Linked DNA regions of Mus musculus: region 2 is linked to region 1. Evidence: chromatin loops called from intact Hi-C (ENCODE). Cell type or tissue: left cerebral cortex. All regions are shown on one strand. Links, peaks and the distances in the headings refer to the core of each region. The heading gives the core; the rest is flanking DNA.

Region 1 (2,913 bases), core at 325-2,824:
CTTTGTTTTGTATTTTTGAGAGAGTTTCTTTATGTGGCCTTAAACTCACTACTATCCTCCTGCCTCAATCTCACCACCATGTCTGCTTTTCCTCCTCCTACTCCTCCTCCTCTTCCTCCTCTTCCTCCTCCTTCTTCTTTAAGAAGAAAATTACTATTTTAAGTCCAAGGAGGACTCTTCCTCCTCCTCTTCTTCCTCTTCTTCTTCCTCCTCCTCTTCTCCTTGAGACAAGGTCACTCTCTCTAGCCCTGGATGTCTTGAAACTCAAAATTTAGAGATATTTGGCCTCAAACTTAGAGATCCCCGTGCCTCTGCCTCCTGAGCGCCAAAATCAAGGGCGCATGTCACCACTCCTGGCCTCAGGAGTCTGTTTTTTATCACTAGTCTCAAGCATGAATTTACTACTTTCCTTTAACCTATTTTATTTGCCATATCTCTGATGTCCCCTTGAGGGAGGGAGTGATTTTATTACGTGAACACACAATGTTGTGTTGATAGTAGATGAATCATGACTCCATAGAGAAGTTAAGTTCTATAGGCCAGCTCCCAGGGCTGTAGGCCAATGCAGATCAGAGTGGGGAGAAGGCTCAATGTCCTGGACTCTAGCTGGGCCCATGAGCTCATTCCAGCACTTTTGTGAGGTTTTCTCTCCTGTCCTAAGTCCTCCATACTGCTGCCTGTTGTAGACCTTGTGTCCCAGGCTTCTGCTGCCAGCTCTGTGTGTCTCATCACCAAACTGTGGTCAGCTTCGAGCTCTCATCTGGTTGGGTTGTGTCTGTATCCACCAGGCTTCTCTTCTCAGGGTGTTCCCATGGCCCTGCCGTGGTTTGTCTCCCAAGGGTTTATGTGATGAAGGTTTTGTTCCCAGTGGGATAGTACTGAAATGTGGTGGGGCCTTTGTGTGAGAATGGAGGCAAGTCTCTTGAGGTGGGCTGGGTCTCAGGAAATTCCATACAGCAGGCTGCTATGACTGAGCCTGGCTCCTCCCTGGTCTCCTACTCCCTCTCTAGTCCTGCATCTCAGTCTCTTCCCTGCTGCCCCTTCCATGTGGTGCTATGTGCTATGAGGGTCACACTGCTTCCTTGGAGTTCAACAACCACGAGGAATGAGAGCCCGTTTTCCTCTCTAAGATACCGAGTCTCCGTTATTTGGTTATGGCAGCAGTATCTAGTCCCTCAGCAGCCTTTCTTATCCTCCGTGTGTGGAATATCCGCTCCATAGAATGTGCCTAGTGTTCTCAGTGGCTCTAAAGCCCAGCGTTTCTTAGTCCTAAGTGTGTACCAGAATCATCCGGTGGGCTGGTAGGCGAGTTAAAGACTGCACTGCGCTGAGAATTTTTGGGTTAGTGGATCTGGGGTGAGGCCTGGGATTTTGTCCATGACATCAGCTATGAGGCGATGCTCACACTGCGGATTGGGAAGCAGTGTGAAACCCACTGACCGAGGCCCCGAGCGAGCGGGGAACCAAATGCGGTTCACTCCTTTTGTCTTTCATTTCTGAAGCGTTAATTGAAGCAAATTTGAAGCCAGGAAATTGTGTATGCTCTGATCTTTGCCAACTTGGGGATCGTACTCACAGCCAGTAATCTGAGCTGTTGCACGGGGAGAAGGGTGGGGTTCCTGGGAAATACCACACATGGACGGGTACATCTAACTTAGCTGCTGTTGGGAGGCGAGAGCCTGCTGTTCCAGTAGATAAACATACTATGTCATTGTGACCGATATGCTTTCTTCCCTGTAGTTGTTTTTCTCACTAAGCAGAGTAGACTCTGGGACTTAGCTGGAATCTGGCGCAGTCACCCAGAGAACACAAATGTCACACACACTATGAGGTTCAGAAGGACCTCGGAAGAAGAAGATCGAAGAACTTCAGATATCTCAAATGGGCAAAGATGGAAGTAAAAAAAAAAAATCCAGGTAGCCTGCCTCGCCGCACCCTCAGTTAGCAGGAGTTACTCCAGCATTGCATCTAGGTCCAGAGGTCCCTCTGGTGATCCTCCACCTTCCTTCACTGCCTTCTTATGCAAATGAGCCCTCACAAGTCACATACTATAGATGGCCTGGTATACTGGCTTGGTATTCGAAATAACTTAAATCTCAAACATGTGTTAAAATGTGAAACTCCACTAAGGTGTAGGAGGAAGACACAGGATATAGTAAATGCAAGTTCAGGGTTCTCATAGCAACCATGGAAACATATTGGAGCACCCTCTTCCTCAACCTGGCCCTCCTTCAGCTCTGCCTGTCTCCAGGAAGGCCACCATCTTCCCTCTCACTGCACAAGCCAGAGAATGGAGAGGAATCCTGGCAGGGCCGCTCCCTCAGCAGACCTCCCGCTAAGAGCACGCACACACTCACACACAGGCAGCTGACAAAGGCCTCTTTCTTTAGCTCTCAGTCCATCTGCCATCCGCTATCTCCCCCATCCCCCTTCATCTGGGCTTGCAGCATCCACTCTGGTCCCCACAATCTGTTCTGCACTTGGCAAAAAGAGTGTTATGCACTTGTGTGTCTATTGATTATCTATCTATCTATCTATCTATCTATCTATCTATCTATCTATCTATCATCTATCTGTCTATCAAAAGCACACCTGTGCTAACAGAATCATAGAAGCATGGCAAAAGATTCTCTGCCTCATACACAGTGAAGCAGACTGGCTCCAGGACACCCTGAGCTGCTATTTCTTACTGACCAGATTGGCAGAGATGAGAATGGTTTTATAACACTGTTGATGGTTGGGGGGCAGAGGGAGTGGTCAGCAGACACTGTTATATGAATCATGGCCCCTGAACGGGGAGGTTTCTGGTCCACAGTACTGTTGCTATGGTAGTTGGCAAGTTTGGTCCAAGTTACACATCCTGATATGGCTTGACCCACTTCTAGGTACTTATAGGGTAGAGTGTTTGTGATG
Region 2 (2,913 bases), core at 145-2,644, 130 kb after region 1:
GTCCTGGAACTTGCTCTGTGGGCCAGGCTGGCCTTGAAATCACAGAGATCTGCCCCTCTCTGCCTCCTGAGTTCTGGGATTAAAGGTGAACATTACCATGTCTGGCCCTGGGGGACAGAGTTTTAATGCAAGGACTCAGGAGGCAGATGCAGGAGGACCTCTGTGAGTTCAAGGCCAGCCTAGTGTGCATATTGAGTTCCAGGCCAGCTAGGGCTACCGAGTGAGATCCTCTAAAAAAACATTAGTGTACATTAATTGGAAATAAAAGAATGCCTTTCACTGTGACATCTTCATATGTGTAGGCCAAGCACTTTATCATATCATCTCTCAGTGACACAGAGTCTTGAACACAACTTGGGTGCTGTCACACTGCTTTGTTTCGTGGATAATGATAAGAAAAAAAAATGACATGTTCATGGTCCAGGGAGATGACTCAGTGGGGAAAGGTGCTTGCCACCAATCCTGACAACCTGAGTTTAATCACCAGGACCCACGTGATGGAAGGAGCGAGTGGGATTCCAGATGAGTGTGGCTGTCCTCTGATCCAGATGCATGCCACGGCATGCCCAGTGCCTACCCCTGGCAATAAATAAAATGTAATAATAATGAAAAAGACACCTTTAGTAAAGAGACATTTCTTTTCCTGGATATTTTGCCCAAGATTGGCTTATGATTGGCTAACTCGTAAGTTGCACACCCCAGGATGCAGGCTCGCTCTGCTGCGCTGAGTGGAGTCTGAAACTGTAGGCCTTTTCCACACTCTGATTTCCTTTCATCTCCACAGAAGCTCTTTGGTTCATTAGCAGTAATGTGATGTTCTCTATTCTGTGTTGGTTTTAGAATTCTGTTGCTCTCTAATGCATTTGCCCATGATGTGCCTGTGGGGTCTTCAGAGACCCACAAGGGCAGCTTTCTCCACCATGCCTACCATTCAGTAGGTGACAGGAAGCCTGCCCTGGAGCATGCGAAGGGTGACACTGTGCACTCAGAGGTGGATTTGCTAAAGAGCCGGGACTGGAGTCCTGTCCAGGTTCCCACTATGCAGCTGTCTGAGGCTTTTATAATTAACGCTAATGGCTGAGCCGTCATGGCTTGTTTAAATTACCCCAAGAGGAACATCAGGTCTATTAAAGAAACCTGATTGTAGCTGCCCACCTGCTCTATTCAGGGACATGCATCTTTTGTGGGAATTCTTCTGGGTAATTAAGAGGGTCTGAAAAGCTGGTTTTATAGTCATTGATTGAACTGTAGATAACAATGAAGTCAAATAATTTTTTAAAAAGCTGTTTCCATCTTCATAAGCATATGAGGAATTTGAATTAGAAAGAGTTCTCCACGTGCTGCTCAGGCATCTGGGGGGAGGGCACATATGGCCTCTGTAAGAGCTCTGGACAGGTTCCCACCATGGGTGTCTAGTGAGCAAGGCTCTGGTGGTTTGCAGGGCTATCTGTATCCCTCTCTTGGTTTGAGCCCACACAGGAGCTGCAAGATCTGCAAAGAGCTGCACCCACCTCCTCTGCAGACTCGGAAGCTGCGTGAACAGAAGACCAGTGTCACAGCCAGAGTGGCTCTGGTCTGAGGATGTGGGTCTCCCGTGCAGGCTTTGCCACCAGGTTGGATATCTGTAGATGTAAAGAATTGGTGCAGTTTGCTTACACGTGCAGGTGCTATGCCCAGTGCTGGTGTGGCAAAGGGACAGGGAGGGCCCCCGTTTATGTGGTCGAGTATCATATTTTATAGCACCATGGGCACTTGGAGGAAAGAAAGACAGGATGGTGTCCCAAGCATGGGAGCTGCATGCACAAAGGGCACAGACAGGTGTAGCTAGCAACAGCAGTAAGTGCAGCCAGCAAGGGCTTTGGAAGGCTTTATGGAATAATATCTAGAGTTTGGAATTTATCCAGTGAGTCCTGGATGCCACGGTAAAGGTTTAAAAAATGAGAGCATGTTTTAGCTTTAAACTTAACACACAGAGACACAAACCTATGCACACCCATGCACACGCACAGACACACACAGACACATACATGTGTATACACGCCGACACACAGACACACCCGTATCCCTATGTGATCAGTTCCAGGTGGACAGTGAATGGCACTCATGTGTGTCACATAGCACAGCTGAGAGCGAGCGGCACAGGGTGTTTATTTTTCCACTCATCTCCTGAACTTGCTAAGCGTGACTGACGCCCTCTCTCCCCACCCCCACCCCCAACCTTCCACTATCATTCTGTCTTCTTTCTCTCTGAATCTGACTGCGTGTGGAGCTATGCCTAAGAGGCTTAGGTGTAACTTCGGAAGAATCTTCACCAAATCACTGAGAGGCACACCCGGGGCCTCGAGTGTATGTGTGCTTTCGACTGGCGTGCTTCACTGAGGGCTCCTCCGTACAGCACATCTCAGAATTTCCATTCTGTTCGTTTGGTGTGCTTGTGTGTCTGTCTGCCTCTGTCTCTGTCTCTCTTTCTCTCTGTGTATATATGTGTGTAGGGTAGAAGCCAACACTGTCTTTTTTTTTTTTTTTTTTTTTTTTTTTTGGTTTTACGAGACAAGAGTTTCTCTGTGTAACCCTGGGTGTCCTGGAACTCACTCTGTAGACCAGGCTGGCCTTGAACTCAGAAATCTGCCTGCCTCTGTCTCCTGAGTGCTGGGATTAAAGGCATGTGCCACCACTGCCCAGCTAACACAGAGTGTCTTTTGAAGTCACTCTCCACCTTGTTTTTCTGAGACCAGGTCACCATCTCAGTGAGCCTTAGAGCCAGTCCTAGACCTAAGACTTAGATCTAGTCCTGCTCCCACCTTCCAGCCCTGTGATTCCAGATGTGTGTGGAGAAGTCCGATTCTTTATGTGGGGTTAGAGATATGAACTCATGACCTTGTGCCTACATATGGCAAATACTTTACCCACTGG

Evidence for each region. Hi-C counts contacts between places; a loop is a spot of excess contacts. Peaks named below come from ENCODE experiments on the same cell type or tissue, not always from the same donor. Only the 100,000 strongest peaks of a DNase experiment are listed, where the experiment ranks them.
Region 2: a loop joins it to region 1, with 3 times the contacts of the local background. A loop is called at or near these places in 2 of 42 quality-filtered maps.

What each region holds. Positions count from the first base shown.
Region 1 is chr7:64,449,289-64,452,201 of GRCm38, forward strand. No RefSeq gene overlaps it. Among named protein-coding and RNA genes, the nearest start is that of Apba2, 51 kb to the right of the region's middle. In left cerebral cortex, for the core only: no CTCF peak of the experiment used is centred there; DNase peaks (open chromatin) are centred at 1,632 and 2,379; H3K27ac peaks cover 872 bases.
Region 2 is chr7:64,579,053-64,581,965 of GRCm38, forward strand. All of the region lies in intron 2 of Apba2 (amyloid beta (A4) precursor protein-binding, family A, member 2), which reads left to right. Among named protein-coding and RNA genes, the nearest start is that of Apba2, 78 kb to the left of the region's middle. In left cerebral cortex, for the core only: no CTCF peak of the experiment used is centred there; a DNase peak (open chromatin) is centred at 1,449; H3K27ac peaks cover 1,910 bases.